Linked DNA regions of Homo sapiens: all the other regions are linked to region 1. Evidence: chromatin loops called from intact Hi-C (ENCODE). Cell type or tissue: HCT116. All regions are shown on one strand. Each heading gives the region's core, and the rest is flanking DNA. Links, peaks and the distances in the headings are about the cores only. Region 1 overlaps PDGFC (platelet derived growth factor C). Region 2 has its middle 170 kb from the start of LINC02272. Region 3 has its middle 340 kb from the start of CTSO. Region 4 overlaps PDGFC (platelet derived growth factor C). Region 5 has its middle 210 kb from the start of CTSO. Region 6 has its middle 35 kb from the start of LINC02272. Region 7 has its middle 50 kb from the start of LINC02272.

Evidence for each region. A loop is a pair of places that touch in the nucleus more often than their neighbours do. Peaks named below come from ENCODE experiments on the same cell type or tissue, not always from the same donor. Only the 100,000 strongest peaks of a DNase experiment are listed, where the experiment ranks them.
Region 2: a loop joins it to region 1, with 17 times the contacts of the local background. A loop is called at or near these places in 48 of 110 quality-filtered maps.
Region 3: a loop joins it to region 1, with 19 times the contacts of the local background. A loop is called at or near these places in 10 of 110 quality-filtered maps.
Region 4: it touches region 1 in a loop (2.0-fold over the local background); 31 of 110 quality-filtered maps call a loop at or near these places.
Region 5: a loop joins it to region 1, with 5 times the contacts of the local background. A loop is called at or near these places in 10 of 110 quality-filtered maps.
Region 6: a loop joins it to region 1, with 4 times the contacts of the local background. A loop is called at or near these places in 14 of 110 quality-filtered maps.
Region 7: a loop joins it to region 1, with 2.8 times the contacts of the local background. A loop is called at or near these places in 8 of 110 quality-filtered maps.

Annotation. Positions count from the first base shown.
Region 1 is chr4:156,966,330-156,970,925 of GRCh38, reverse strand. PDGFC (platelet derived growth factor C) reads left to right here. Exons shown (of 6, transcript NM_016205.3): 1 at 1-140. The coding sequence starts at 23. Among named protein-coding and RNA genes, the nearest start is that of PDGFC, 3.2 kb to the left of the region's middle. In HCT116, for the core only: a CTCF peak has its summit at 2,242 (motif pointing right); a DNase peak (open chromatin) is centred at 2,235; H3K4me3 peaks cover 605 bases; H3K27ac peaks cover 654 bases.
Region 2 is chr4:156,473,423-156,478,018 of GRCh38, reverse strand. No RefSeq gene overlaps it. Among named protein-coding and RNA genes, the nearest start is that of LINC02272, 170 kb to the left of the region's middle. In HCT116, for the core only: a CTCF peak has its summit at 2,533; DNase peaks (open chromatin) are centred at 1,478 and 2,518.
Region 3 is chr4:156,292,582-156,297,177 of GRCh38, reverse strand. No RefSeq gene overlaps it. Among named protein-coding and RNA genes, the nearest start is that of CTSO, 340 kb to the right of the region's middle. In HCT116, for the core only: a CTCF peak has its summit at 2,384 (motif pointing left); DNase peaks (open chromatin) are centred at 2,427 and 3,088.
Region 4 is chr4:156,777,487-156,782,082 of GRCh38, reverse strand. All of the region lies in intron 3 of PDGFC (platelet derived growth factor C), which reads left to right. Among named protein-coding and RNA genes, the nearest start is that of LINC02272, 140 kb to the right of the region's middle. In HCT116, for the core only: no CTCF peak of the experiment used is centred there; a DNase peak (open chromatin) is centred at 2,122; H3K4me3 peaks cover 471 bases; H3K27ac peaks cover 2,042 bases.
Region 5 is chr4:156,166,379-156,170,974 of GRCh38, reverse strand. No RefSeq gene overlaps it. Among named protein-coding and RNA genes, the nearest start is that of CTSO, 210 kb to the right of the region's middle. In HCT116, for the core only: a CTCF peak has its summit at 1,870 (motif pointing left); a DNase peak (open chromatin) is centred at 1,864.
Region 6 is chr4:156,675,237-156,679,832 of GRCh38, reverse strand. No RefSeq gene overlaps it. Among named protein-coding and RNA genes, the nearest start is that of LINC02272, 35 kb to the right of the region's middle. In HCT116, for the core only: a CTCF peak has its summit at 2,423; a DNase peak (open chromatin) is centred at 2,352.
Region 7 is chr4:156,690,615-156,695,210 of GRCh38, reverse strand. No RefSeq gene overlaps it. Among named protein-coding and RNA genes, the nearest start is that of LINC02272, 50 kb to the right of the region's middle. In HCT116, for the core only: no CTCF peak of the experiment used is centred there; no DNase peak of the experiment used is centred there.

The DNA of each region.
Region 1 (4,596 bases), core at 431-4,430:
AGCTCTCACCCCAGTCAGCCAAATGAGCCTCTTCGGGCTTCTCCTGCTGACATCTGCCCTGGCCGGCCAGAGACAGGGGACTCAGGCGGAATCCAACCTGAGTAGTAAATTCCAGTTTTCCAGCAACAAGGAACAGAACGGTGAGTCTTTCCCCCATTCTCCCCCTGCTTGTTTCTCGCTGTGTGTGTTAACGTTGGCATTGTGCGTTGGTATGTGATATATACCAGACTGTGAAGGTATCTTTGGTCTCTCATTACATGCAAATGTGCGCTGCGTTCATTGGCATGGACTGTTAAAGGTTAAGTGTAGTTTGCAACTTCGGGAGCTGCCACAAAGCTCCAAGAGGGCAACGTGAGTGCCACTGCTGAGTGAGGACATTCTGGGAGCGATTGTGAACGTCATTTCAAATGCACATTGCAGGTTCGCTCATTGCTAAAGTTAGAAGTTCAAGAACTGCCTCTAAAAACGAATCCAAAATGAATGAGCCTTGGCATGTTTGACTTTACTCAGATTTGGGGAGGGCGAGGGGGGTCGGTCAGGAAATATATCAGCCGCATTAATTGAAGCACTCTAGGTCGAAGTCATCAATTAATCAATGAGTAGATAGGAAATATAGAGGTCAAGAGGCTGTGTGGTCGTTTTTAGAGGAATTAAAAAGTGTATTTCTCTTGCTCCCTAGTTTTTGTTTTTTAAACTTGCCTTTGTACTCTGAAGTCCTTACCTTTCTGGTGGTGTGTTTTTGTATGTGTTGGTGAATGACTGCTATTTTGTGTGTGCTGGAAACGACTTAATCCTGCATAGGAAATGAGAATTACTTTCAGCTTTCAAGTGTACCTGAAATGTTTAGAAAACTCTCAGATGCAAGTTCCCTTGGGCTGGGATTGCACAGAGCTGGAGAAAGGCTCCTTTCATAAAGCCAGGGCAGCTTCAGGGTGTGTAATTTGCTTAGCCTCTGAACCCATATGATTTACATCATTCAATTTCTAAACTCTTTTTCTCTTCATCTACCATTATGAAGTCATTTTTGAGAATACTTTGTAAATAGAAATTTTATACTGCACATGAAACCACAATGTTCATGTTAGGCTGTCTAAAATTGGAATATTTAACGCCCTGTTTACAAATGGTGGCTCTTACTGTAATTTGAAAAGGAATATACATGTTTTTACTGCTTTGTATATCATCTATTCAGAATGCAAGGATTCTGTCACTTGATTAACCATGCAAAATGAACACAAGTGGCATACCTACAAAATTAAGATAGGATGTGCTATAGTTTTAAGTCAGAGTGATTTTTTTTCCTTTTCATATTGGGGTGTTTCAAGACTTCAACTTTGAATTTAAACTCTATGAAGTGTTCATGTTTAAGAAAGCACAGAAAGTTTTAGGGTATAAAAGTAGATAAAATAAGGATTCTGCCGACTTTTGCAAACGTTATTTGTATTTGCTGTTGCGCAGCAAGACATAGTATCACATTTATCAGCTAATATTAGTGTGGTGCTTCTTACAACTTGCTAATGTGATGCCACATGGCACCTGCAGGCTCCTTGAGCTGCTGATCAAAGGGCAGCCTAGGGATGTATCTCTAATCACAGTAGCTGCAGAGGTCTGGGGGAAAGTGATCAAAGGAGCCACAGCACCAGCTGTACCCGTGCAGGAAACACATCAGACCAACCTTTGTTCTTTCTCATGTAAAATAAATGTCCAGTTCAAAATATTGCTTCTTACTAGCCAAGCTCCTCCATAATGACAACAATGCACAATATTCCTGGCTTCCTGGCTTCTGTTTTTTATTGTTCCTGTCCCATATCATTTCTCCTATTGCCTTGTCTTATCAAGCCTCTCTTGGCATCTGCCCGAATCTCTTTGCTGACCTGTGCTTCTCTTTGTCCTTTCCTTTTAGTTCTCTCTTGTGATCCCCATGCTATCATCACTTTGTAAGGGTCCCAGAGCTGTCATGCAGCATGTGGTCATAGGCCACTTTACCCAAGTAGATTCACACCTCCAGGAGAGATGAGTTCATTAAGCCAGGCCACACACATTCTGTTGCCATCTGAGGCTGGGCCATTTCCATTCCTAAGATGCATGATGCTAAAAATTGCTGCTTGTTTCCTAATCTGTGGGTAGAGGATTAGGCTATGTTTGGGGGTTGGTCTATGTTAAGGATGGCAGCAGGAAGTAACTAGAAGTAGAGGAACTACTTGTAGTTTTTAGCCCAAGGAGAAGTGGCACTGGCCAGCACTAGGGGGCAATATAGAGCTATTTTCTTGCACATGCTCAGGTTGATTTTTATACGTAAATGTTTCAAGATTTGAGGGTAACAGGTGGGTGCTGAAGAAGATTCCCCTGGAATGTAACCAGATTTGTTAGAGCTACTACCATTACCGTTACTACTACTACTTCTACTTCTTCTTCTTTTTGTCTTTCAAATTTTCCATTATGTGGGTAATCTTTTGCCCACATACTGAATTATGATTGAATTTTGATTGCCCTGTTGCTGTCTCAATTTTGACAGTTGTACAGTCCTGTAAATACGAACCCTCCTTGAGGATACCACGTAGAAGATCCCATTGGCCCAGTTTGTGCATTGCATCGTTTTGTGACAGGTCTTCTCTAACTCTGAAATGTCCAAATTGATATATTATGACTGTAGCAGCTCATTCTTGTCTCCAAGGACCCCTCCTCATGATACTCTCTTTTCTTGAGTATTCTAAAGTCCCTAATGGTGATTACTCAATCAGGTACCTCGGGCTGCTCAGTTTTAATATTAACTTGGTATTTCAAGAGGAGGTAGAATTGGAAATTGATTGCTGTAGCCAATGCTGCATACATGGATTTAGACTGGATCATGTGGACATGGTTCAGAATTAGCTTTGAAGGGTTAGTGTCATTTACACTATTGTTAGGTATCTGGTTTTTGACCTACCATTGGATTGCAATTCTTGCCACTTTTACTGTACAAAGTTTTATCCTCTAATATTATAAGTTGACTTCATATACTATACTTAATTTTTAACCTTACTTCTGACCCTGTCTCACTTATGAAAACAAGAGTCTTCAGATTTAACTTGAGGAAAGAGATTAAAAGATAACATTGACTTGCTTGGAGGGTGTCTGGCCTGTATACTTGTTGTATGACCATGGTGAAAAATACTCATATTTTGTGCACACTGGTTTTAGATGAGAATGCCTATTGTGGAATGATTAAGTTCTGGGACGGTGCTTCTGAGTTGTAGCAGAAAGAATCATACACCCAGGAACAAAACAAAACCTACTTTGTCTGTTGCATACAGCACAAAGAGATGTCAATGACAAAGTTGTTGGTGGAGGAATGCCTCTTCTACCTGTGTTGTTGGTGAGTGATTTTTAGTTTACTCATAGATTAAGAGCATGCGTATCATTTTTTTCTCATTTTCTTTAGCCATTCTGAATTTTGATTTGGAATATGCCGCTCTTCGCTACGGTTGGTCTTATTAACATCAGTTATTGTATGTGTTCTTTTTCTCAAGGGCTTTTGTGGCATGTGGGGCAATTTACTTTGGTCTGCTGGTCGTGCCCTTTTGCCGGTATCTTGTGTTTATGGATTTTCCATCTCTTTTTATCAGTGCCAGCTTTCTCTTCCTACTGTCAATGCTCCTGTATCTAACAAAATTTAAATTAAAAATGGAAAATTAAAAAAGGTGCCCAGTCCCCTCGCCATCATTTTTAGGTGGCAGCTTCAAATCTCTGTTTTATCAAAAACAGATAACCACAATATTTAGAACAGTGTCCAAGAGTAAATAGGCTCTAACTGCAGACTAAAGGGACTTTCCTGTAAGTTTCCCTGTAAGTTTTATTGCGTGACCTTTTTGACATTTATTTTTGTTGTTTAAAGGCTTTTTTACAAAAAAAAAAAAAAAGAAAAAACTTCCTCCTGGTTCTCTGCTGTTTGAAATAGTTGAGGAAGTTGAACAAGTACAGTGCCATTATGTAATGATGAATTTTGTCTTTTCACAGTAGGTGATTAAAAAGCTCTATTATGTGGTAATTTTTCTTCCATATCAATTTTAATCATAGATATTGGATGGATGATATACTTTGCTTTTACCACTGAAAGGTGTTTAGAAAGTACAGAGGTTTGTAGGAAGCCTCAGGGACTAATATATCGTTTGTTAAATAGTTGTAAATAGAGGATGGGATTGGACATTAAACTTCCCTCAGTGCTGCCATCTCTTCTACGACCTCTAGTTCTGTCTCAGGCACGGAAGCCTTAGCTTTGTCTACTTGTATTTCACCCTTCCTGAAACTTATTTCTTAAATATCTTCTGTATATTAGCTTCCACTTCATGTTTTTTTCAAGCTTTAGACTGATAAGGTTCTAAGTTTTATCTATAAACTTTTGCACCCTTTGTGGAAACAAAATTCTAATGATAAAGTGATATGTTGAATAAGTAATAACAAATTAAGACATTCATAAATTTCATAGTAAAAAAAAAAAGTTTCCAAGACTGATGATATTTTCCCCGTAGGTTTCTGTTTGTATCAACCAAAATGGTAGAAGTCATAAAGTCCCTTCATTTACTTACTCTGATTTTCATGTTTCTAATTTGGAAGCAT
Region 2 (4,596 bases), core at 183-4,182, 490 kb after region 1:
TGTCCCAAATATTTCATGAGACATACTTACAGTTAAAAATATGTGTTGTTTTATCTGAAGTTCAAATTTAATTGGCTGTCTTGTAATTTTATCTTCTAAATACAAAAACCCTATAGAGATGACAATAGGACTAAGTGGCCATGAACCAGCTGAAGTTATAAGGAAATTTAAAATCGTGAGGAAGCAGAAGCTGTGACAGATAGTACAGTTTGAGGGTAAGCAGAGGTCCTTAGCTTGCTTTTATTAAACAAACAGGAAGATAATTTGCAACGAAACATAAAAACTATAGCTTTTATAAATCTTTCAGAAAAAGTCAAACACTGTGCTAGCATTGGGCAAATGAAAATAGTCAATTCATGTAAAAGATATAAAGATAGCTAACAAACTTGTGAAAATGTGTTCAACTGCTTCCTAATTGAGGAAATGACAAGAGAGTAAGTTTTTTTAAACCAAGTTTTATAAGTCAAGATAAAAAAGATTGACATTGCTCAGAGGTATCAAGAACATGGGACAATTGGGTCTCCATTTTTTGGTAAAAATCTAAATTGTTATAATAATTTTTAGAGGAGTATGTGGTGATATATAGCTAAACATATGAATGAGTAGTTGAAATATGTGACCATAAGTCAGGAAACCTCCTTTTACCTTTCTTGGGGTGATGTTGAACGACTTAGGCACCAGAGCAGCTTGGACTACAGGTGTGAGCCATCATGCCTCACAAAGTTTTAAAATTTTCTGGAAGAGACAAGTTCTCATTTTGTTGCCCCGGCTGGTCTCGAACTCCTGGCCCAAGCGATCTTCCCACCTTGGCCTCTCAAAGTGTTGGGATTACAGGTGTGACCCACTGCACCCAGTCAGGTGTAGTCCCTTAAATCAACTTTTTTTTGTACAATGGAGTCTCACCAGCCATTAATGAGACGAAATCAAAGATTCATCCCCACACAGAATCCCTAGATAGGTAAGGAATTCCTTTCTATATGTCTCAAGTCCATCTTATTTCGATTTTTAACTTTTGTTTCTTTAATACAAGCCGCCAACTTCTAGCTTGTAACTGGTTTTCCAAGAACCACCTTTGTCCACTAAAAATTCCTTTTGCATCCTAAACAGAATAATCTTTCTCAAAGTGCAAATCTGCACCTTAGAATATTCAACACTTTTCCCTCCCTCATCCTTCTCTTGCTTGGAAACATTCATCGGCTTCCTCTTGCTCTTAGGATAAAGACCAAAAAGCAAAGACCGAAATCCTTGACATGACTTATTGACTACCATTTCAGCCTTTTCCACCACATTGTCTTCACCATCTGTTTGATGAGACCTGAACCTCTTCAGTTACTGGAGCTCATGATACTGTCTTCCTGACAGGCTCCAGACTTGATCTCTCTCTGTTCTCTATTTGATTGGTTAGTATTACTCATTGACCATACCCTAGCTCTGCCCTGGCTAACTCAGGAAATTCTTCTCTAGTCATGGGTAAAATTCCCAATTAAATAAGCATTTGTAGCACTGTGGTGTGTTTCTCTTTCTTAGCACTAACCACATTGGAATGTTATGTCTTACTTGCGTGGTTGATTCATGTCTCTCTCACTCACTAGAGACTAAGCTGCATGAGTACGTGAATCATGTCTGGTTTTCTCTCTATTATGGGATCATATTTGAAAAAAGCTCTCTGAATGAAGGAGTAAAACATTGATCTGTTTTCTACACATGATGATGGGCTGGGAGCAATGTAAGTAGGCATGAGGGAATTTCCATCTAAGTTTATGATAGAGGTTTAAGTGTCCCCACATTACCAGTGATTAAAGAAGAGAGAAGCAAAGTGTCAGGTTAATATCACCTTTTTCTTAACCTTTATCTGGCCCCATTTTAATGAGGTCTTTCCAAGCCATTTTCATGACTTATGCACCATGGTTAAAGTTACCCTTTTTCAGATGAGTTGTACCCAATGTGGGAGAAGACAAAGTGGGATACTTGGTGCCAAGTTTAAACTGATTTGGGTGAGACTATAGTTCCATAGTCTATGTTAACTTTCGGCCTAGAACGCTTTGCAAATTCAGCATAAAATAGCTATACCAAGCATGTTTGGAGTTTTCTTGAGCCATGTACTGGTGCGATATAATCTATTAGTTTGATGAAATAAATGGAAATAACTTTTAAAGGGAAAATGCTTTTTATAAGTATGGCTATCTGTCAACTTCGTTGTTTTTCCTTATAACTCTCTCTGAATATAAGAGAGCAGTACCGATTGTATATTTTCTCTCACTATCTTCCCAAGACTAGCAATCTAATTCAATTCACTGAGGTTGAGTCCACTAGAAATTTTGTTTGTTGTCTTCATGCTTTTATTCTAAAGATAATTTAAAAATTACAAAACAGATCTGGAAAATGTCTAATGATGTAGTTTGCTGAGTATAAAGAAGTATTAAATTAGGCTAAAAGTCAGGAGCTTTCATTATGTATTCAACATACTGAATATGATATGGTGTTTGGTATCTGCTGCCAGAGTATTGCTTCTAGACAGGCTAATCTGTACTCCAAGAATGACACCCTGTGGCTGAATAGATCAATAGCAGAAAGCTCATTTATCATTCTCTTCTTTGTCTTTTAAAAAAATAGTCATTGCAAAATGGGATTTATATACAATTCACTTTAATAAAAAATTATTTTATGACAAAGCCCCTTAAATGTTTAAAATGGATTGAAAAGGGCTAGCATGAATAAAGAAAACATTTCAATATTTATTGCTCAATGTATGTGCTATATATGAGCTATGTCAACATATATCATTAACACATAGCAATAATTTGTTACACAAGTAGGTAGGGATTTTTCTCTTAAAAATAGTTCATAACATTTCATTGTGTTTAAAACTTGAGGAGTGTATTCATTTCTGTTGTTTTAACTGGAGCCTCAAGGCAACACTGAATAATCTCTAATAGCTATGTTAATATTTCTATGTTTTACAATTATAGAAATGCAAGGTAAATGAGGGTTAAAAGAATTTTCGTTTTCTTTCTTTTTCTTTTTGAGACAGAGTCTCGCTCTGTCGCCCAGGCTGGGGCGCAGTGGTGCAATCTCGGGTCACTGCAACCTCTGCCTCCAGGGTTCAAGGGATTCTCCTGCCTCAGCCTCCTGAGTAGCTGGGACTACAGGCGCGTGTCACCACACCTGTCTAATTTTTTGTATTTTTAGTACAGACGGAGTTTCACCGTGTTAGCCAGGATGGTCTCAATCTCCTGACCTCATGATCCGCCTGCCTCAGCCTCCCAAAGTACTGGAATTATAGGTGTGAGCCACCGCGCCCAGCTCAAATTGCTTTTGATTCTGAGTAATTTACTTATAGCTTGAATGTATACTTATAAGTTAATACTATAACAAAGCAGAGTAAGATTTTTTATTACAAATGGATATAATGTAGTTTAGCCATGTTATAAACGTGATGCAGAAAAACACAGTAATATAACAATAAAATATACAATTATATAAACACATTTTAATACATTAAACTAGAAAGAAGAAAATTTCTTATTTAAAAAATCATTCTTTATTATCCCTGCATTTAATGCCTCATGATATTCCTATCACTGCATTCCTTTTACTTTATTATTTTTCATTTTTCTTCCATTTTTATTTTAAGTTCCCAGGTACATGTGCAGGATGTGCAGGTTTGTTACATAGGTAAACAGATGCCATGGTGGTTTGCTACACAGGTCAACCCATCACCTAGGTATTAAGCCCAACATCCATTAGCTCTTCTCCCTGATGCTCTCCCTCCCTCTACCTCCCCATCTCAGGCCCCAGTGTGTGTTGTTCCCCACCATGTCTCCATGTGTTCTCATTGTTCAGCTGCCACTTATAAGTGAGAACATGAGGTCCTTGTTTTTCTGTTCCTGCATTAGTTTGCTGAGGATAATGGCTTCCTTCTAATTTGATCTTAAAAACCCCACATTTTCTTGTGGGCCCTGAGTGTTTGGGTCAGGGGGAAGCAGCCTCTTGTAGAAGCATGTCTATATAACTTATGCTTTGCTGTCCCTGATCTGCTACTTATTTGGAGTAGCTTGGAGGGTAAGGAGGGATATGAGTCTGAGCTGGGAGCAGCAGAGATCAGACCAGTGAGGGAGTTGTATGCCTCTGATAACTGTGAGCAAGCTCTCTCTCCCTAATTATCCTGAGTTCCTTGTGCAGTCAAAGCTAGAATTTCATCCTTTCTCCTATAAAACAAATATTTTAAATGCAATTCCTGGATTATATTATCCAGATTTGAAAAACCTTGAAAAGCTTTTCATATACTTGCTTTAAAATTCAACATATTTCTCTCTAATTACACTTTAAATGCAAACGAAGTGCCTGCCTAAAGGGCGTCCATAGACTGACTGGCTTCATAGTTGAATAAATGTTTAATTTTTACAACTGATATACCTTGTCCAGAGTACAGATAAAGCTTTTGGAAAAAATGATAAAACTACCAACAACACAGCAAAAAAGTCATTGTAAAGAAAGAGTCAAAGAAGATAACAGGAAATGTAAGTTATGTGGCTAACCCAATTTGTGCTCATATTTTGCTGTCCTGTCTTAGTTTACAAAAATGAAATAAAAAAT
Region 3 (4,596 bases), core at 207-4,206, 670 kb after region 1:
CCAGCTTGGCCCACACTATTTTTCAGGGTTTTATCAGCCCTTAACTTCTGCAGCTATTTCAACAGTTTCCTTTTGCTAGTCATGTGAACCTGTTGCCTGGAATTTTCCATTCTCTTGTGACTACCCGGTATTATTTCTTTATCATTTTCATTACCTTATAAATGGCCTTGGTCTTCCAAGAGACTGTTTTATGTGAAAATTGAGGAGAAAGAAAAATGGTTATGGGAGATAGAGTTTTTCCCTTCTTTTAAACATACCATTAGTCCCAACATTGTTATCTGTAAAACTGGAAGAGAAGAGTAGGCCAGATGACCACAAACACTTATATAAGCCTAGTAAGATATCAGGGATGCAAATATGTACAACTATTCCATATGATGATAAAAGTTATATAGATGCATATAACATTGATAAAGTTATGGGAGGTGATTTAAGGTCAAAAACAGTAAGAGATAGAAACTCCAGTGGAGGGGTCAGCCTATGGACCAAATCCAGTCTGGTGCTTAAATTTCGTAAAGATAGATTTATTGTACTGTTAGGTTGGTGCAAAATAATTGTGGTTTTTGTCATTACTATTAATGGCAAAAACTGCAATTACTTTTGCATCAATCTAATATAACATGTCCATCATTTAAATATTATCTGTGGCTGCCATTCATACTACAACTGTAGAGTTAAGTAATTGCAACAGAGGCTGTCTGTCTCACAAAGATGAAATGCTTACTATTTGGCCTTTTATAGAAAAAAAGTTGGTTGATCCCTGCTGCAAGGTATGAAAAATGTTGCTATGTTTATTTAGGCTTGAAACTAATCAACTCAGCCAGGGTATGTGCATATCGATGAAAGAGAAAAATATATTAAATGTTCTAGATATACTATCATTTCAATATAGCAAATATTTAAAAAAAATTAGGATGGAATTTGATTAAAAAGATATGTTTATCATTAGTTTTTTTAAATGAATTAACTATTATTTTTAGGGTTTATCATGTATTTATAGTCACATACTCAAAAACTGTTTGGAAATGTCACAGTTACTTTATTTGAAATTTAACGTCTATTCAGTGGATGTTATCTAAACATTTGGAGGCTCTCCAAAAACAAACAGAAAAACAAACAAATAAAACACACTTACATTGAGGAAAATGTGGAATCCAAGGCCCTGGATTTCCTCCATATCATTGATATTGATAAGAGTCAGTGTCATGTTTGTAAATCATGACTGTAAATACATCAGCCATGTAAAGCTGATCACTTTACATTGTGATGAACTTTACATGCACCTTACTAGGATTAGACCAGCACTGTATGATTGCATAATCATGTGTTATTCATTCTGAAGTGGCAAGCAGAATATTTAAAATGCAAGTACAGAAACATGTTAAATAAATGGAGAAGAGAACATTAATTTTTAGGAGGTTTCTTCTCAGTTGAATGCCTTCCACCCACCACCCTAAATAACAAAGAATAAAGGGATAGAGTTTTATCTTGCTAGAAACTTCCTAAACAGATAGATAATGTTTACTAAGTATTCTTAGTTATAGTTTAGGTTAATAGTTCATCTAGTTTAGGTTAATATTTCATCTCCTGATATGGTAGGAAGATTTCTATGATTTAACAGAAGGGCTCATCACTGAGTAACAGTTACAACACAGTTTAATTGACATGAAATTAGAGAACATTATTTGAAGCACGAAGAAGGGCAAGTATATCCATCTTTTTTCTACCAATGTTCAGTTATTACAGAATCTCCTGGGCTATCCAGTTACTGCCCAAATTACCTGTTACCATGATAAATTACATTTCAATACAAGATGACCACAAGAATATGGTGAGGAACTGGTGCAAAGAGAGAAGAATGGTGAAAGAAGAATTCAAAGTGAAGGAGAATGGTTAGATTGGTGGGAGGACATGGAGTTAGAACAACAGAAGAATTAAGGAAAGAAAGTAATTACAGTTTGTGTGTGATGATGGTACCTCACTTTGGTATTCAATTACCACCTGGCGTCTGCTATGCAAAGAGTTGTTTAATCAGCTATAACTGTTTATGCTTTGGTATTGACTCAAGTCACATATGCTTTTTATCTGCTGCTAAATATTGAAATTACTTTTGTAACTGTAGATATCCTCAAATCTGATCTCCAATTGCTGTTGAAATTTGGTCAACATAATTTCCATGATGGTGAACACTTACTACTCCATTTTCCTATTAGGTCTTGTTTTCTCCTTTACTCATAATTGTCAACTCACCTGGTGACTGGTGCCCTGAATTTCATGTCCTTTTGATCTTGAATCTGCCACCTGTCTAGTTTTGATTCTACCCAGCTGCTCATATTCAGGCACACTGCCTTCCATGTTTTCCTTTTGCTGCCATCTACTGGAAAACCAATTACTTTATCTCAGACCCTCACTGACAACTTGCTTGAAACTATTTTGTTCCCCATACTTAATGCATTGCGTCAGCTAGAGCTGGGTTAGTTTTCCCGGAAGCCAGCATACCCAAGCTGGTAGATCTGCTCCCATATCTAAGCTGTCTAATGATGCTGCAAGTAGCTAGGGACAAAAATACTAGAAGGCTTGAAATGAAATGGCCATAAAAATGAGACGGTAAAATAGTTTTTTTCTTTCTGTCAATTTTACTGAACATGTTTTTTTTTTTTTAATGTACACATTTTGCCACATTCCCAGGGACCTGCTATCTGGTTACAGAATGCTTACTAACATTAGGCTCTTATTAGCGAGGAGGTCGGTTTCCATGTAGAGTTTATATAAAAGAAGCAAGTTAACATTGGCATTGGAGATAGACAGACTTAACATTTAACTCTAACATCAACATTAATAAGCAGTATTAATGAGGAATAATTAGGTATTTCTAAGTCTCAGTTTCTTATCTTTAAAGTTGTGGTTATATTACTGTCTAATAAAATTTGTGATAGAATATTTAGGTCAAATTATGTTAAAGCAAAATGAAACCATCCCCTTCATCTTTTTCTAGACATAGTTCTGGTCTATGACATCATCCCTGTATTTATCTCTCTTTCCAGCTTAGGCAAATTCTTTGTCTATAGGGAATGATGATTCATGTATGTCATGGCCTAACTGGACACAAGCCAAAGGAAAAAACAGAATCTACAAGTAAAATGGAAAAGGCTCTCAGGTTCTTTAGTACAGACAGAATAATCATGTCATTTTTTTAAACCATTAATATGCAATTTACGAGAACTTGCATTTCAGTGATTTATACTATACCTCCAGGTTTTGATTTTAAGCTTTAAAAAGCCATGTTTAAATCATCAGAAGAGACATAGCTGATCAAGTTGAAAGAAGCCAGTTTCTAAGAAAAGCTCATTAATGGACTCTAAACCTAGTGACATTTGTCAGCAATGTTGTTCTTTCTATTCCTTTGGCAAACACAGTGCTAAAAGTGCTTGATGATAATTATAGAATACAGCTCTAATTGAAAAAGAAATGCTTGAATATTTGAATGGTTACTGGTACTCTTATCCTATCTATGCCTCCATGAAAAATCCTGTTGAACATTTGCCAACTTGAATCAGGACCCACTTCATGTGGAGTAGATTAATTTACCCTTACAATCCCCATGCATTAATAAACTTGGTCAACAAAAATGGCAAGGTGGCAACTGTAATGATTTAGGCTCAGAATTTCTTGGATATTGTTTTTTGTCAATGTAAATAACTAGAATAAAGTTTAAATGCTGCAAATTAAGAAAATTCTTTTCATGATAAGGTTAATGCTCACCTTGAAATCTGATATTTTCAAAACATATCTGCACAATTATCTTATAATTATTCAAGTACATTATGAGGATATTTCATATCCTTCCAGTGAGAACAAGAGTTGAGAGAATTTATTGCAATGCGGTAAAGAAAGTGAAAAAATATTGATTTCTGAGTCTTTCAAATGCTTTTATCTTCACATCCCTTTATATTATTTAATCTCAGTGTCTCAGTCTGTTTGAGCTGCCATAACAAAATACCAGAGATTGGGTGGCTTAAGTGGCCGATATTTATTTCTCACAGTTCTGAGGCTGGAAGTCCAAGAACAAGGTGCCAGCTGTCTCAGGTCCTGGTGAGTGCTCTCTCTCTCTGACTTGCAGATGGTGGCCCTTCTTGCTATGTCTTCACAGGGCAGGGAGAAAGACAAAGGGAGCTCTCTAGTGTCTCTTATAAGAACAAGCACATTAGGCCAGGCATGGTGGCTCACGCCTGTAATCCTAGCACTTTGGGAGGGTGAAGTGGGCGGATCACCTGAGGTTGGGAGTTCGAGACCAGCCTGACCAACATGGAGAAACCCCAGCTCTACGAAAAATACAAAATTAGCTGAGTGTGGTGGCGCATGCCTGTAATCCTAGCTACCCGGGAGGCTGAGGCAGGAGAGTCGCTTGAACCCAGGAGGCAGAGGTTGCAGTGAGCCAAGATCGAGTCACTGCACCCCAGCCTGAGCAACAAGAGTGAAACTCCATCTCAAAAAGAAAAAAAAAAAAAAAGAACAAGCACATTAATTCTATTGGAGCGGAGCAGGGCTGCACCCTTAGGACTTTGTGTAACTTTAATCACCTCTTAAAGGTCCTGT
Region 4 (4,596 bases), core at 432-4,431, 190 kb after region 1:
GGACAAGCTCTGATTTGCCACATCAGTCTAGAAAGAATGTTGGGTGGAGATGTCATTGAACGCTGCCTAATGAGGTCATGCCACTCCATGTAACACAGACCAACATCAATCATGAGCTATATTTTTTAAAATAATTATTTATCTTTGCTAAACTTGGTACAACTTGGGTAATTAAATATATAATAAAAATGTGTATGATAATCCCTAAATATGTATAGTGCTGAATTGTTTATTAAATTTTTAAAATATGCTATTTTGCTTAATCCTTATACCAGTTTTCCTAGGTAGGTGGAATCATCCCTCCTTTGAATACCTGTTCCTACAGACACACACATAAATGAGGTGTTCACCATGTAATTTTGACAAACGCCCCATTTTCTATGGCTGGTAGGTATGCCTCCCCTACCCTGAAGAAGAGAGTACTGTTTGCATTGTCAGCAGTAGGAGAGTTAGTGAGTGCCTTCTGACAGGATAAAATGTACCTGGGAGGGATGAATGGCAGGTTGCAGGAGGCATACTGCATTAACCGAGGCTTGTGAAATCTGTACAAAGCCCTTCCATTGAGTTCCACTGTGAATAATCTATAGAATGTTTAAAATAAAGGCCATTTTTTAAGTTTGAAATTTAAAAGCAGGATATTTTTCTAGAAAAGTAATTGGTATTTTTACTAATACTCTATTGACCATTTGTTGTAGAATGTGTAAATTTCTGTTATTTAATTCAGACAACAATGGCAAAGGCATTGTTTAACAGGGAGACCAGTTAGAAGACTGTTTCACATGTTGGCCTGAATTGTAAAGTGGCAGCAATGGAAGTAGGGAAAATGGTCAGATTCCAGACATAGTATGAAGATTGAGCCAAGATAACTTGATGTGGGATATGGAGTGTAGCACAGAAAAGAGAGGAGCAAAGTACGACTGCAAATTACGGAATTGGCATTTACTGAAATGGTAATAATGTGTTGATAAGAAATAGGAATTTTCTGGTAGTCCGCGTATAAATGATATGCAATGCTTTGAAACTATAGAAGATCACCAAGGGGAAGCATGTAGACAGAAACTAGAAAAGGTCCAAGCAGAGATCCTTGGGACACTCCAGCATGTAAAAAGAAGGTGATAAGGAGGAACCAGCACTCAGAGCTAAGGAGAAGCATCTTGTTAGGTAAAAGAAAATCTGCAGAGCACAGTGTGTGAAAAGCCACTTTCACACACTGATTGGTCAGTTAGTAAGACTGAAAAAACAGACCATTGGATTCAGCCATGTGGGGGGGTCATTGCTGACCTTTGCATACATTCTAATGGCTTCCCCTGAATTAGCTCATTTTTCCCCTCAAAGCAGTTCACTGGGGGATTTTTCTGTTGCCCTCTCAGTTTCAGCTACTTAACACTCTTTTTATACTGTCAAGACATTTTAAAGTAAATAACTCTGTACCCTTATTTCTTACTCCAAAGTAAGGCCTTCCACTCAAGGCACATACAAAGCTAGAATGAAGTTGAGTGTATTATCCAACTATTTAACTTATTGAACATATAATTGACAATGTCTACCAATATAGCCACTATTCCTGAGCTAGATTTCCACAAAACATTCCACGATTTCCCTTAATGGTGGTTGAGTGATACATTGAATAAATATTGTACTGTAGGATAAATTTCTGTAAGAAAGTGTCTTCAAAGATTTTGGGTTTGAGGTATATATTCTTTCATGTTTTGCAGTGAAGGTGTGTTTTTCTTCCAATAGTTCTTAGTTTACATTTTCTTTCATTGGAAGTTCATCACTGTTAGGCGTTATCTTGAGTATTATAACAAAGCAAATCCACAAGTATTCAATATAAGATTAGGAAAAAAATTCCTGCGATACTTTGTTGTCAAACACTTGCCACTGATAGACGTTATTTTAGCTTTTAAGGCCTGTCACATTGTTTATTCAGAGGAATTGTTTTTCAAATTTTAGTAAAAAAAAAAAAAAAAAAAAACCTTAATTTTGGCTTCCCACAGATGCCATTGTGGAAAGCATTCTTAGTACTATGTTATTTAGTCATCCCATGGAATTCTAGTTTTCCACATTGATTATTACTTATAACCCGCAGTTTGACCTAGGAAGTGGGAAACTGTGTATTGACTCTGACTCACCAGCCAACAATGAGCCTGCTCTGTGGTGGAGTTGACTTCTGTGGAGACCTTCAAATCTAAAGTGCTTGCACTAGGGTGAATTTTTTTCTTTAGTTTGTAGACCACCAGTGCTTTAGGTGAGAAGGTGTTGAGAGTAACAGTGTTTTAGTTTGTAAATCTGGTTAGATAGTAATGGTTCTCCAGTTTCATGATGACGGGAAAAGTGAGTCCGTAGCAGTTGTTTCATCTATCAAGTTGGTAAGAAGGTCTACTTAGTAAATAAACATTACTTTTATTTAAGACAACACTTTGGGCAAAATTAGCCATCTCTTTTTTCATATATCCATTCTTCTCAGGAAGACTTCTGCTCTCCGGGGTTTTTCTGAAACCATGAAACTCATGGCCTTTGAAGGCCAGTTGCAGGTTTGAGCCTTAAAATGTATTGCTTTTAAATGCTGGCTCATACGCTTTTCATACTGGACTGTTGCTGTGATGGGTTATATAGATATGTCAAGTTTTATTCAATTGTCATGCTCTTTGAATAAGAACCCCTCAATTTTAAGCCTTGATGTGAATATAATTGGCCACCTTCCCTAGGATTTCTCACTTAAATATATAATCTGCATTACTCACACCATATTAAAACATCTGTTCTTGAGTAGGAATGCAAGCATTTGCTTTTCATTGCCGGCTTAAAAATAATTTAAAAACATGACCCAGATAACTTTTTGAATGAATTCGGATAAGAACATAGGGAAAGGCAAAGAAGCGTGTTTAAATGAATTGTTTCAGGACATTCTTGTGTCTTTACAGAACCTCCCGTGAGTTGTTCCTGGCAGGCATTTGTGTCTGCATGCCCTGTCTGCTGCTTAGGCTCTTTAAAAGTAAGACCTCTGTACAATATATCAGTTTGACATTACATAAATGAGATTGGAGACACCTTTAAGAAGTGATGTTACCCAAGGCTGGACATTTATTGTCTTCTCTTAAACACCTGATCATTTTATAATATTGTTTTATTTTTAACTCCGACAATAAAACCTAATCTGCATTCCTAACCTTTTGTTAGGTATGAATGAATTGAAAACTTTATCAGTTTGAAGTGTACTATATGCAGTTGACTGGGAAAGTTGCAACATAAATCTTTGTAGGCCCTAATAGTTTTGCAACAGTTGCTATGCTACTCAAGGTAAACATTTATATGTGTGTATTTGTCCAAGGAAGATTCATTTTAAGTGTGTTTTTAAAATTGCACTGGCCACAAAAATCCTAATAAAATGACAAGCTATGGTTTTTTAGAGGTAAGTAATGACTGATTGTGAAATTATAAGTAGTTCAGATAGTACTATTCCAAACAGGAAGTCAGCTTTTCTTTTTTCTAAAAAAGGGGAAAGATGTTAACAAGTGCAGAAAATATTTAAGGTAGCCATAATAAAATACAAAACAGTAAAACACTGATTTTTGAAAAGAACAGTGGAAAAGTCAATAAGAAAACTTAACTTTTGCAGCCAAACTTGCTGTCTTGAGCTTGTTCCTATGGCTATGATTTTGTCTGAACTCCTGGGCTGCCAGTTATTTTTCATTAATAAAAATAGAAATATATTTGTTTTTCAGTAATTCTTACATACTAAGTTCACTTTTTTTCTGGTCCACATTCACCAGGATTTGTGTGATACTTGTTTGGTTACTTGTGTGATTCATAATAGCAGATTCTCGTTTTGGCAAGAGAAAACTCTCTTCTATGATGCAGTATACTTGGCTTCTCACAAAGGCAAGCATTTTCTCTTGTTTTGTTAATAGTGCTCACCTCACAGGTTTTTACTTTTGTTCATTTGCCTTATTTTTTATTTTTTTATTTTTTATTTTTTGAGGCAGAGTCTCACTTTATCACCCAGGCTGGAGTGCCATGGCCCAGTCTTGGCTCATTGCAACCTCCGCCTCCTGGGTTCAAGTGATTCTTGTCCCTCAGCCTCCCAAGTAGCTGGGATTATAAGCGTGGCCAACATGCCTGGCTAATTTTTTGTATTTTTAGTAGAGATGGGGTTTCACTATGTTGGCCAGGCTGGTCTTGAACTTCTAAACCTCAAGTGATCCACCCGCCTTGGCTTCGGGAAGTGCTGGGATTACAGGTGTGAGCCACTGCACCTGTGTGAGCCCTTACAGGTTTTTAAATAAATGCTTGTTGAATGATTGAACAGACATGGTGTAATATTATCCTTTGTTTGCTCCTATAATAGTTAAGTGGAGAAGTTGATGGCATGTATTAGCATTCTAGGGCTGCCTTAACAAAATACCACAGACTTAAACAGTGGTGCCTTAAACAATGGAAACTTGTTTTCTCAAAATTTTGGTTGCTAGAAATTGAGATCAGGGTGTCAGTAGGTTTGGTTTCTTCTGACACCTCTCTCCTATACTTGTAGATGTTCATTTTCTTCCTGTGTCTTCAGATGGTCTTCCCTCTCTACTATGTCTATGTTAAAATGTT
Region 5 (4,596 bases), core at 329-4,328, 800 kb after region 1:
CCTTGGCCTCCCAAAGTGCTGGAATTACAGGATTGAGCCACCATACCCTGTGGTGTTCACCTTTAGAAAGGGCTCTGATGGTGACTCTGATACATATGCAAAATAACCTTCTGAGAGATTTTCTGCCACTTAGGAGTAGAAGATGTTCTCTTTGCCTCCATCTCCAGAGTAAGGGAATAAAGTAACAGTTAGAAGGTAGAAAAATAAACGGCCTAGCTTTCCCCTCCTGATTATATCAATCAAAAGTGAAATTAGCAGCCCCTGCCATATTTGTTTTTCATCTCTTGCCCAGATTATGTCTGCATGGAGGGCTGAGAATAATATTTCAGAAGAAGCAGGTAAACTATAAACAACCACAAGCAGGTTCCCCTTTACCCTCCTCTCTTTGGTTACTATCAGTGTCTAGGAGCATGTCCTCTGTAACCACGCATACTTTAAAATTGTGGATTAACTTGTTGCTTTTGAATTGTTTAGCTTTCATTATAATATCTAGATATCAGCTTCTGAAGTTTTAAAGAAATTTTGTTATTAAATGAATGGTATTGCTGATCATTACAAGCAGTTTCTTCAAGATGCCAATATCTATACTTAAAAAAATTCATTGAATATAGTGGAACTACTATACATGGTGTGCTGAGGTGCATTCCTTCCAGACTTAGGGTCCAGTGATGTTCATGTTTGCTTCTTGAAACCACCCATAGTAAGAATAGTTACATCAGAAATGCAGAAAAACATTACAACAAAGGGCATTGCTCTCCTGGGAAGCTGGTTGTTAATGCATAAACCTGAGTAAATCTCTGCCAGTCTTTGGTCTTTTTGCTCTGGGATCCATTCTTCAGCTTCCTCCTAATCTGCAGTGTTCTGCAGATGGCCGTCTCCGAGATGCATTCTTGGGTTCCCTTGTAAGCTGGTTGCCAGCTGGTTTCAAACAATGGGAGCCACCTACAGGAAATTGTCAGATGAAGAAAAGGAAAAGCCAGACAGGGACTCTGATAGCAATGGCTTCTCCTCTGTAGCTCTAGATTTTGCCAGAGAGTTGGACATAGTTTTCTTCCAATGTGTCATCTTGGCCCTTGTAACACTGCCTCTTCTCTTGTCCCTGCAGACTTCAAAAGGTAGCAACTTCTTGTAGATGCTAATTTATGAGTTGCCTCCGAGGCCTACATTTGGCTTCTCAGCTCTTCAGAGTTGCATGACCAGTTCCCTGCATAAAATGTTCTTTATTTTCATAGTAAGTTGGTAATATTCTTTAATTTTGCTAGGAAAGATAAACCACGCCGTAAATTTAACAGGAATTTAATATGAAATAATTATTAAACTATGATAGGAAAGCAACTATAAAGATACAGAAGCAATTCTAAAGGGAACCCTATGCTGAAGCTGACTTTCAAAGGAAGGACAAACTTAGAAGGTGGGACCCTCTTCAGGGCTGAGTTCTCATCTTGGAGAAAGCATGTTTGCAGCTCATGGAATAGCAGAGAAGTTTGTTAGGTTGGCTGGGACAAAGCTGGTCTGCATTCATCACACAAGAAAGAGATAAACCTCCAGGGTGCTGGCAAGCCAGGTTGGTCGGCAAGTACACAGAGGAAATCTGGACACTCTGTGGGTGTTATGGGCTTGGAGCATGCAGTGTCAGTATGTTCGGGTGGAGATAAGAAGCCTTGGGAAGGTAGTCATAGGGCTTAGGCAGGGCCTATGAGGTCACTGACGGATTTTGCCTTCTGGGTGTGTGGCTGGACAAGGCATCACTGAATGTTCTTACACACCCACACAGCAGGACTGCAGCAGGAGCCAGAGAGGGCTGAAAATCCAAAGCAAAACAGCCAAAACTGGAAAGAGAAGCCCCTTCCTTCTGTAATGTGACTCCAGTGCCCTCTATTGACAAAGCTTAACATGGTGCTGTGCTTAAAGAGAAATGTTTAAAGCAATCAGTCCATTACTTCAGAGCAGGCACTGAGGGGTCAATTTGGAGGTAAGGGCAATACATAGAAATTAACACAGTGTATTTTCTGTGTTCCTGGTTGGGGTCTGATTAATAAAATTCTCAAAGTTAACGCCTTCATTTTATATTGTTATTTTGTCCTATAATCTTTTGCTGTTGTTCAGTTTTAAAATATCAGATATTTATCATTATTCTTGATGACTCAGTTTCCTTCATGCCTTGGCCTTGATTTAACATCTTTTTTGAATGTGCCATCTACTTTCTACCTTCTTACCATCATGCTAATTCGTATCCTTATCATCTATCTCAGGGAATAGTGTATTTATTCTTGAAGTGAGAAATGACTAACTGCCTCTTTAAATGAAAAATGACTAAGTCCTTCTAATTTACCAGACACTGTGCTTGGCACATGGAATAGTCAGATGTGATTCTTTTTTCTTATATAGCTTAAACTTTAGTTTAGAGATTAAGGACACTGACAGTTGTATAATTAAAAACATTAAAAATGTCCCTGAAATGATGATGATGATGATGATGATGATGATGATGATGATGACAGTAATAGATATAGTCATACACGAGAAAATAGCTAGACAACCTGAGACCAAAGGTTATGCCTGAAGGAGCTGGTGCTTGAGCTTAGTATGATGGCTGAATAGAGGATAATTAGGTAAAGGGGTGGGAAAGGGCATTCCAAATGTAGGGCACATGTTTAAAGGCAGGAACATACTTATTTAATGATCTTCAAGGAGGCCAATCAATGTGTCTGGCATAGAGAGACAGCAATACCGAAGCATCCTAGGAGATGGGGCTTTAACAGCAAGCTAATATTTGGACCATGTGACGATTTGAAAACAATATTAAAGATTTGGGTGTTTTTCCCAATAGCAACGACAATTATTTCCAGTAACCTCTTAACTTGTTAAGCTTCCCTTTTATAGTTTTCTTCTGGCAAGCCTCCAATCTGAATTCTATGTATTTTTTCCAGTTTTTCTTTACTACCATAAAAATCTATTCATGTAAATCCCTATCTTTTTGCATATTGCACTCATATACCTCTTCTACCCTGCCATTATTCTAACCCCACTAAGGTAGGCCAGCCTCCAAGATAGCCTTCAAAGTTTCCCTACTCCATGTTCTTGTGCGGTTGAATCAGACTAAGTTGTGTAAATAATTGCAGATTGTGAAAATGACTGTGTTCTGTGGCATCATCCTTTATTCGTTCTCCTTCTCTCAGATCATTATCTCAGAAGGAAGCCAGTTGCCATATTATGAGAACACTCAAGAAACCCTATGGGGAAACCCATGAAGCAAAGAATTAAGATCTCCTGTCAACAGACAATGAGGAATTAAAGCCTCCTGCCAATAGCCAACATAAATGGAGGCTCCTGCCAACAGCTATGTGAATTATCCATCTGAGAAGTGGACCATCGTTTCTCAATTAAATCACAAAATGATTGAAGTGCGGGCCACCATCTTATCTGCAAGCTCACGAGAAATTTGGAACCAGAACAACCCAGCAAAGCCACTCCCAAGCTCTAACTAATGAATATGCCCATAGTTAGTTACTCTTTTGTACTCTTATCAATCGATACTCTCTGACTTTCAGTAAATCTGACCCCTACCAATTACAATACCAGAGAGAGTAGTTTCAAGAAGCCATCCAAATACTGAGTTTCTTTTGCCCCTAATATTCTGTTACTGATATCTGGGAAGAAATTCCATATGATACTTTGGTCCTTAGGAGATGCACAGGCTTAGATATATGTAGAGTCCCATTTATAAGTATGCACAAAATATTATAACAGTCACTTTTAATCGACCTATACAAAATGAAAATCTTAGATCAAACATGTATCATACATTTATTAGAATGTATTGTGATTATTGATTTGTTTATAAGACTTCTCGTTAACTTGTAAGCTATTTCTGGTTCCGAAATCTATTGGAAAAATGTAATAGATACAGAGAATCATGGGGCTCAGTAAAAAGCATCCTATTAATATTATATCAATTGATCGCAGAGTCCTAACTCCTGTGAATGTGTGCTTGTAAGTTTGAAATATACACAAGATCAGGTCACTACCAGAAATCAGGAAACCAAGAGTCTTAAGAGGCAGAATAAATACTGAAGGACAAACAGTAGGACAAATGGAGAAAACAGACAACTAGCCAAAATCAAACTTTTTCAGGCATCTTAGAGAAGAAGTAGAACAAGAAAATGGAAAATCACCAAGTGATCTAGAGGTATGTTTGAAATGATTATCTCTCATCTGCATTTTGAAGCCAACATTTAAAGAGAATCTTGTGGCTGTTGTATGATGAGACATTCTAAAACATTTTCTAGAAATGAATTTAATTTTTGACTGACTCATGCATATCAGTTCAGATAAAATAGGAGTGTAGTATTTATCCTCTATTTTCTAGTTCCAATGGTGGAAATTTTGCAAATCCACCTTGTGTACTAATAATATTCAGTCTCAGTACTTCCCATACCTGATAATTTCTCAAGACAAGGTGAATCATGATAACTTTTCTCTGCAGTGATAGCTAAAAGGTGACTCTGCATCATAATTTCTTAGTAGGACTCAATGTAAAACTTACCTATTTCTCTAGAAAAATCTCAAGAAAATGGAGCATCTTAAGCCACACTT
Region 6 (4,596 bases), core at 254-4,253, 290 kb after region 1:
GAAAGCAAATAGCATCTCAATATTATCACAGAATAGTTTTGACCTTGAAGATTCCCCAAGAAACCCACAGGGATCACATTCTAACAACTCCTATCCTAGCTATAATTTTAAAATCGCATTGTGTCTAGCCAGCACCAGAGAAAATTCAGATTTCCAGTTGTTGGTATTAAGGTAAACATAATCTTGCTTCTGGACTCTCACTTTGGTTAAAGTGAAGGTTTCCTGCTTGGTGGTGCCTGAACCTCTAAGAAGACAGAGAGCTAGGCTTCACTGAGCTTACAGAAGTGTGAACAGCTAAAAATTGTTGGTGGCTGGTCATTTCTACCAAAAACAGCCGAAAAGAATTTTGCCTGACAAATCTGAATAAAGTCGGTTTATAACATTTGTGAAATCACTCATGAAAAAGAAAGTGTTTCCCATCTGCACTCGTTTACTTGTAAGGTATAGATCCCAGGTTCTTATAGCAACACAACCTACCACCTAGGGTTATCAAGAGGAATAAGAGAACTATGTCTTTTTATTCTTTTAAGCATGTAGAAACTGGTTATTTCAATGCTTGGCACATAATGAGCCCTCCCTAAGGCTGGCCACTACTCATATCATTATTGCCATCATCACTATTATTACATGTCACTTGGAAGGAATTTGAATTGGTCAATAATATTTTTTGCCTAGCATGAGAGCTATACAGAGGAAGGAAGAGGAATATTTTAGGAAGTCAAAAATAATTCACTTAGCTTGCAACCCAGGAATGCCCAAAGGAGAATGGTAAGAAATGAAGGTGGAGAAGTTGGCTAAAGAGTCCTTTGCAAGTTGGGATGAGGCTTTAGACTCCAATTTTGCAGGTGTAGGTAATTGGGAGGCCATTAAAGGCTTTTGAATGGTATGATTGGGGTCTGCTTTATCAGATTAATCTGGTAGCAAAATGCATCTTGCATTTCGTAGAGGTAATTCAAGATAGATACAGCACCTGGACACATGGAATGTACCTTGCCATTTTGACACAATTGTCTATCAGATTTCAATGTTAAAAACATAGTGTGAGTCAAAGTTTAGAAAGAGTAAGCCTCAAATTAAGGAATGTTGCCACTGAAAGATTAATGTGATTGGAAATTCTTTGGGTTATAGTTAGTTTTGAGCCAAAAAAATAAAAATAAATGTAAGGCAAACGTTGTCAAATTGTTTAAGTTTAGTGCCTACACAAGCTTTTCTCAGTACTATTTTAATATCCTAGAAGAGCTATAATAGTTGGTCACAAAATTATTTTTTAGGCCAGATACATATGAGTTGGGCAAGGGATTCCTTTGTTTATCATGGTGTCCATATAGTTTTCTGATGTCTAAGAGAAAGGGTTGGATTACATAAAAACAGAATGTTAGATTTGATTTTCTTTTTCCCTTTACTTATAGATATTTAATTACTAGTAACTAACCCCATATTGCCTATACCCAAGGAACACAGTGATAGTGAAATTTCAATGCTTGGCGATGAAGATGTATTTAAGTCATGACATAAAAATAGCCACGTGGTTTTACTCACTCTTCCTGAGTGAAAAAAGAAAGCAAAACAAAAGAATACTCCCCAAACTCACTAATTCGCCATTGTGATCCCCTAGAATATCCCCTTTCTAGATAACAGGTCTCAGTGAGGAAGACTGAGGTGATGAGGTGGCACATTTATTTTTTTTTCTAGCCACAGGAGAATCAACCACATAATTATGTCAACCTATTTGTCTTTCTCTAATATTTGTATTTAAACATAAATTTGTGTTCATCATGTGTGGCTGAAAACACTGCTATTTTCCAGTTCAAATATGGCTAACGTGATTAGAGTCGTCATGGAGAAGAAAAAGTACTCTAAATGTGACTGACTAATTAAGTCTGGTTTTCTAGTGTGGAACAAGAATGTACTTCCCAGCGGGCTCCATGTATTGGCATCACCCAGCTGTTTGAAGAATTTTCTTGATGAAAGCAAAAACCGAAGGAGAACAAGGAAAAACAGGTGGTGTGTCAACAGCAAAGTTTCAGTGTGACATCTGCAGGTGGCTCTGTGGATCCAGGGTCAGGGAAATTGACTTCAAAAGAGTCTTCCTTGGGATGCCAAGTCTTCAGAAACTAAATGAGAGTGGAGAGAGTTAAAAGAGCCTTAAAAATAGTAAAAAGGGGAAATAAGGCATATCAAGGCATTCATAAACTTTAGAAAAGGATTTCATTCTGTTCAAATACGTCTATTTATCTCTCATCTATCCAATATACATATCACTCTTCTTTTTGGTATAATATTAAAACTGCAGAATACTGTATGTTTCGCTATGTCCATAATCACACACGCACACACACACACACACACACACACACACCTCAAAACACCTATGAAACCTTTTATTGTCTTTTATTGTCATCTCACACCAAACCAGTAGGGTGTGCTCGTAACTCAACATTTTACTCGCCACAGCCCCACCCTGACCCTGTGGTGTTTTTACTAACGGTAAACAAAAATAGCATATGTTGTAAGAGACAAAACGCCCAATCTGCATGTTGCTCTTGCATTTGGTGTCATGGCTTATTAAAATGACATATTATGATATACTTGCTTTGGTTTCTCTGCTGAAATGTTGATCAATGTGTTCCTCAATGAAATGAAATGTTCATCAATGTCTTCTGGTGAGTAATCCCCCAGTCACCAAAATTTCTGTCTTGTCTCCTGAGTCTTTCTTTTGGACAGCTGGCATTATTCAGAATTGGTTATAGGAATCCTTCTCATAAGTAAATACTTACACAGAATGATGAGAAACTAAATTACACTGCTAAATCATGTCTATATTTCATCGCGTAGTACTTAAATGAACAATGCAGAAGCCATCTAGTAACATATTCCACTGCTTTTTACTTTTAAGAAGCAGACCTCATTTTTCTTGCTGGAAAGTGAAAAAATATAGTTTGACAAAAACTGACCTGGAGTAGAACTAAGAGACAAAAATTAAGCATGAATACAAACAGTTCTTTCCAGGATAAAAATAGCAGAACATTGCACTGGCTTTCCCATTTGACTTTGTAATTTGTGGATGTAGAACACACTTAGTGGCCTTCATGGGCTGTACATGTAAAAAAGTTGGCTGAAGGATGCAGACAAAATGGATAATATGAGCTCATCTGTCTCCAAACACTGTTTGGTTAATGACTGTGTAGACTACAATTGTTTAATTGTACCTGGAAAAGCTAAAAAATGACTAAGCTTAAAAATGTCAAAGCGTATTCGCATTTGGATTGGCCAATAGTATATTTGCCCATATTTCTATGCAAGGTCAAAGTTAGGAGAGGATATATCTAGATATTCTATGACACCCCACAGGTCTCATAGATGTAATTCTTCATTGGGAATATTTAATATGCCTTTTTAACAAGGTGAAAACAAAAGCACACAAAAAGAGGTTATACCAAATATGAGGCTTTTTAATTATTAAAACCTTTATTTAAAAATGAATTTGCTGCAGTGTGAAAAATGCAAGTCATGATATGCTATCCATGCTTTTCCTTTCACCTCCTTCCTTGCAGTTGTCAGGTGAGAACCATGCTAGTGGTTCTGGCCAATGGACTGTTAGCAGAAATGACTTGTGTCAGGTCTGGGTTGGGATAGTTTAGAATTGGTGAGTCTCTTTTAATGCAACCAGTCTTAAAGGCACATGTTCCGAATGGCTGGATATTACTTACATTAGGGCCATCCAACACATATCAGTCTCTATGGAGTGAGAAATAAACCCTGTGTCTCTTAAGCTTTGAGATTTTGGGGTTTGTCTGGTAGCAAGCATCAAGAATCCTGATTAAAATATAATGTTACTAGTTTTTAAATAAGTATGTAAACTATATTTTTATATAATTGTTACAAATAAAAGTGTTTAATTCAATTATTGCTTATTTATTTACAAATAGATAATGTATTAATAGAGTTCATGATTTAAAAGTGGAATGGGCTATAGAGTGAAAAAGCCCTTTTCAATTTCTGAACCCCTGATCACCGATTTCCAATCCGTAGGGACAGACAATGGCAATAGTTACTTATATCTATTTCCAGAGATATTCCACATATATTGTATTCTTTTTTGCACAGATGAAAGCATACTATATACTATTCTTTATTTTTCTTTTGGTTTACAAGAAGTCTTCATATATTAGGAGTATTGGCCTTTTGTCTATGATATGTATTGCAAATGATTTTTCTCACAATTTCATCTGTCTTATGACAAATGCTTTTCTAATGAAAAATCATTTATTTTAGTTGAATTTATGTATCAAACTTGGAAGATTTCTGAGATGATATTTTAAAGTGCTTACCTGCTTTTGTCTCTATCTTTTGTTGTTTTATTTCCTCACAGTTAAAATCTTGATAAACCTGAGGAGAGTTTCTAATTATGCATCCAACTTTAATGTTTTCCTAATAGCTACATAGTTGTCTCAATTCTATTAAATACTTTGCTCACTGATTTGAAATGCAACTTTTATCACATCTACTTTTCCATAACTTCTTGAAGCTATTTCTAGATTCATTAGGTCATTATATTGATGTGTCTCCCTATTTGTGTGCCAGCATCAGTCTTCA
Region 7 (4,596 bases), core at 384-4,383, 280 kb after region 1:
AGAGCTGAGTGGGATGGGACATGCATTTTCCTGCTTGACCTCAGTTCACGGTACTCAGATAATCTATGTTTTACAGTTACACTGCACTGCTTCCTGCCTGTCTCTGTTCACCTTTATGTTTTTGAGTTTGAAATCTATGGCCCCTTGAATCAAACAGAGAAAACGTTCAGGATGAATAGTGGTGCTAAATTTGAAGCTGAACTGTTTATAGTAGATTTATTTTGGGGGGTAAGCACTTACTTTACTTTGTATGTGTTGTGGGTTGAATTGCATCTCCCCGAATTGACTCACTGAATTGTAGCCCCCAGTACCTAAGAATGTGATGTTATTTGGAAACAGGGTAATTACAGGTGTAGTCAGTAAAAATGAGGCTATAATACAGGAGGGTGGGCCCCAATCCAATATGACTGCGCCCTTATTATAAAGGGAAATTTGGACACTGATATGCATAGAGGAAGAATGCTATGTGAAGATGAAGGCAGGAATTTACAAGCCAAGGAAAACCAAAGATTGCCATCAAATCACCCGAAGCCAGGAGACAGGTACAGAGCAGATTGTCCCTCACAGCCCTCAAGAGGAAACAATCCTGCTGACACATCAATCTTGGATTTGTAGCCACCAGAATGTTGAGACAATAAATTTCTGCTCTTCACGGTACCAAGTTCCTGACAGTTTATTAAGGTAGTCCTGGCAAACTCATGTAGATGAAAAGCATATTCTTCCTGAAAGGCAACTTTTGACTCTAAAGAGCACAGGCAACACTTTTCCCCCTCCCAGTGACTGTGAATTATCAAACTTGAAAAAGACAGCATGCCTAGGAATAACATTTGGCACATTTAGAAAAAGATATCCATTTAGTGGACTGTGTGAACAAATCTCTGAGCTCAGAAAGAGAAGCCTCGGTTTGAATCCTGCTCCTCAGGATTACTGTAAATTTGGAGGCTTGTTACTTGATTTCTTTTAGCCTAGGATCGTTTCTAAATATGAGTCCCAGTTGTATCTATTTCCATAGCAGTGCTTTAAGGAATAAGTGAGAAAAAACAGGTAAAAGGACTAGCATAGTGCAAACACAGGATAAAGACTCAATGAACTGTAGCTAATATTGTTATCAGCTATTATCAATCTCTCTTACTGTTTTAAGAATCACACATCAGAACGTTAAAGTTACACATTATACATTAAACCCTTAGGACTGTAACAGTTTTGACTTTGCTTTTTTTGGGGTCACCATTGACTTCTTACAACATACTTCTAAAAAAGCTGTGGCTTGCTGGTGTACAACTATGAGTATAAAGAAAAGCATAGACTAAGCCAACTTAATTGGAGTTGAATATTCTGGAAAATTTAATGTACCTTTAAATGGTGTTTGCTTTAAAAGTAGTGTGGAGGTCAAGTCCACGGAGTGAATTGTACATAGTGGCTGCTAATAACACTTTACAGGTGTCTTATCACCTTCTACATCATAACTGGTTTATGAGTTTATTTCTATCCCTGAAATGTGAACTCCTTGAAGGCAGAGATCTTGTTTGTCTTTTTTTCTCTCTAGCCTCAACACACAGTGGCATAACTAATGTGTTCTGAGTAAGTTGAGAGCAACCCTCAGTAAACAAAGAAAAGAGGTAATACTACTTAAAAGATGGTGTTATTTTGTACTTCCCCCAGTCTAGTGAAATTAACACTATACTTCATAAAGTGATGGTTAGGGTAAAGTTATAGAAAATATTTTCTTTAACTCTGATTTTGCTTCTCACTTTAACAAAATGATCTATACTTTCTTAGGATTAAAGAACATTTTTGAATAATATACGTTAATGGGTACATTTATCTGGGTTATTTTCCAGAACTTTTCTATAATAGCTACAGTTATAATTTTTGAAATGCTTGGCTACACTTATGTTTAGTTAAATGTTATTCAGGCTCTAAAGCTTGTGGTAGACATGCATGTATTGAAGTTAAAAATTAGCATTTAACATACAATTTTATTCTCTCTCATACACTTTATAAATCCCATTTTTCTAATACACTTTAAAGGCAAGTGGAGCTGCAGAGAGATATGTGCAAAACAAAAAATATGGGTTAATAAGCTGAAAATAAGGTATCTGAAACAAAATGTTGTTTCCTGCTTAGGTCAGACTAAATTCACTGTTATTTTTTCACATGTTATTCTTAAAAGTACAAACCAGTAATCCTAAGAACCTAGCTGGCATATAAAATCAAGAACCAAAATATATATATTTTAGCCCAAAGTTCACAGGAAAATGTTCATTTTATGATATAATAAATGTAAAAATGTGTACATATATACTATGGTAAAATAATTCAGGACTTTATTTTTAATTTGTAAAAGTATTTTTAGAATTGTATGAATAAGGAACAACCAGTGTTTTGTTTTAAACTGTATCAGCTTTCATCATTGAAAACTATGTTTTATATTCATAATGATGAAAATTTATAGCTATTTGTGTTTTTGATATCTTATGGAGAATGAAGTGACCTCAATTCAGTCCTAAAGAACAGCTGGCAACATTACAAAAATACCTAGTCCACATAGCATTTTATTTATAAGCAGAGAAATGAATAAGTGTAAAAAGCCATCTTTACTTTTATCACCACAGAGTTTCTGGTTGACATGGGAACAGGTGGTGTGGGGGGGTTACTATTTAAGGTTTCAGTATCAGTTTAAGACAATGTAAAAGGCGTGTGTGTGTGTGCGCGCGTGTGTGTGCATGCATATTTGTGAGAGAGAGACAGAGAAAGAGAGAGAGAATAAATAGATTTTCTTGTTATGAATAGAAATCAATTTTGATCAGAAAATTCTTTAAACCAAAATTTTCTCAAGCATCAGTTGGGCAAGGCAATCTTCTTTCAGCCCCATGCGTCCTTGTACATACTTGCTGGGTATGCCAAAAATGCAAGACCTTGACCTGTCTTCTTAACCTGAAGCATTTCTTAGGATTGCATTTGTCCTTCAGGCTTGCTTTGTGCTTACTCAAAAAGCAGTAGATTTCCCAAGCTCCCATTTGTCAGTTGTGATGATGCAAACCCACTGCATGCTTGGTATCCTCCTGGCCTGTTGTGCCTCCCTTGTGGAACCTGGTGGGTAGGGGAATCAGTGCAGACTTGATGCTCATGCTGCTTGCTGTGCTACTTGCTTGTCTCTGACCCAGGAGACTTGTTTCTTCTGCCAGTATCCATGAAACATTGACAAGTTTACTAGGGGAAAATCCCAGACCCAATAGTGTCTCAGAAATGAAATTGGAAAATGTACATAGTAAAAAGGGCACTAATGAGAGGGGCATAGAAGAGAATTTTGTGTTAAGAATGTCTTTCTTTTTAAATTTTTTGAGACATGATCTTGCTCTGCCCCCCAGGCTGGAGTGCAGTAGTGCAATCACGGCTCGCTGCAACCTTGATTTCCTGGGCTCAAGGGATCCTCCTGCCTCAGCCTTCCAAGTACCTAGGACTACAGGTGCATGTCACTGTGCCCAGCTAATTTTTTGTATTTTCTGTAGAGAAGGGATTTCACCATGCTGATCTTGAACTCCTGAGCTCAAAAGATCCGCCAGCCACAGCTTCCCGAAGTGGAGGGATTACATGCCTGCACCACCATGCCCAGCCAAGAATATCATTCTTGACAATCTAAGATGCAACCACAATATAGCTAATATTTTTTTTCAATCCACCGTTTTCTTTTGGTATAAAAATCTTCAGTGGAACCAAAATTAGTTACAAAATACTTTCAATGTAATTAGATATAACAAATCAAATCTTTTGTACTGAGGTATTGTTACATGCTAGCCTTATTCAAAGAAAATATTTTATAACTACTTTGACAGCAATTTAGAAGAAAAATCACATCTGGAAAGCCTTTTAAATGAATTAAATAACAGCATATTTTGAGCTATCCAACATCAAGATGATATTTTATAATTTGATTGTTCTGAGCAGTATTGATTTGAAGGTTGAACTGTCTCCTTACTGAATATAGTATGGAATAATAAAACACCTGTAATATAATTTTACCAATCCAATTTTTCTTTTATGAACAGTTTTGGAGACAGCAAGCTTAGGTTGAAAGCACTGGATTGCAGGTACTCAGCATGGAACCTAAAGTATCTCCAAGAACTGCAATAAATATATTAATATTTGGAGATAGAAGATTCTGATTCCTCTGTGGCCTCTTAAATTAGGTGCAAAATGATATTCTCATGTTTGAACTTTTAAAGAAATGCTGTCAGAGCTATTTAACATCTGTTAAACTATCTTTTAGTTTAAAACAAAAATGACTGTATATTGATTTCTGTCCCAAAGATTATGCTACCAGAAACACATGCTATTTTATAAACAGGGAAAGAAAATAGGCATTAAAAAAAAAGAAAGCGTGGGCCATATATTTGAAAATATTACATTAGTAACAAAAATGAGAAGAATCTTTCAGTCCATTAATTTTACATTTTGCATCTCTTAGTATTTGCGATGTTTATGGCTCAGAACTCTTATTTCATCATGAGGAAGGGCCTAATGGGGATCATTGCACACAATAATAATGAGTTCCTGGCTTAATTTTTCTTACACATTTTCTGTTTATCCCTCATT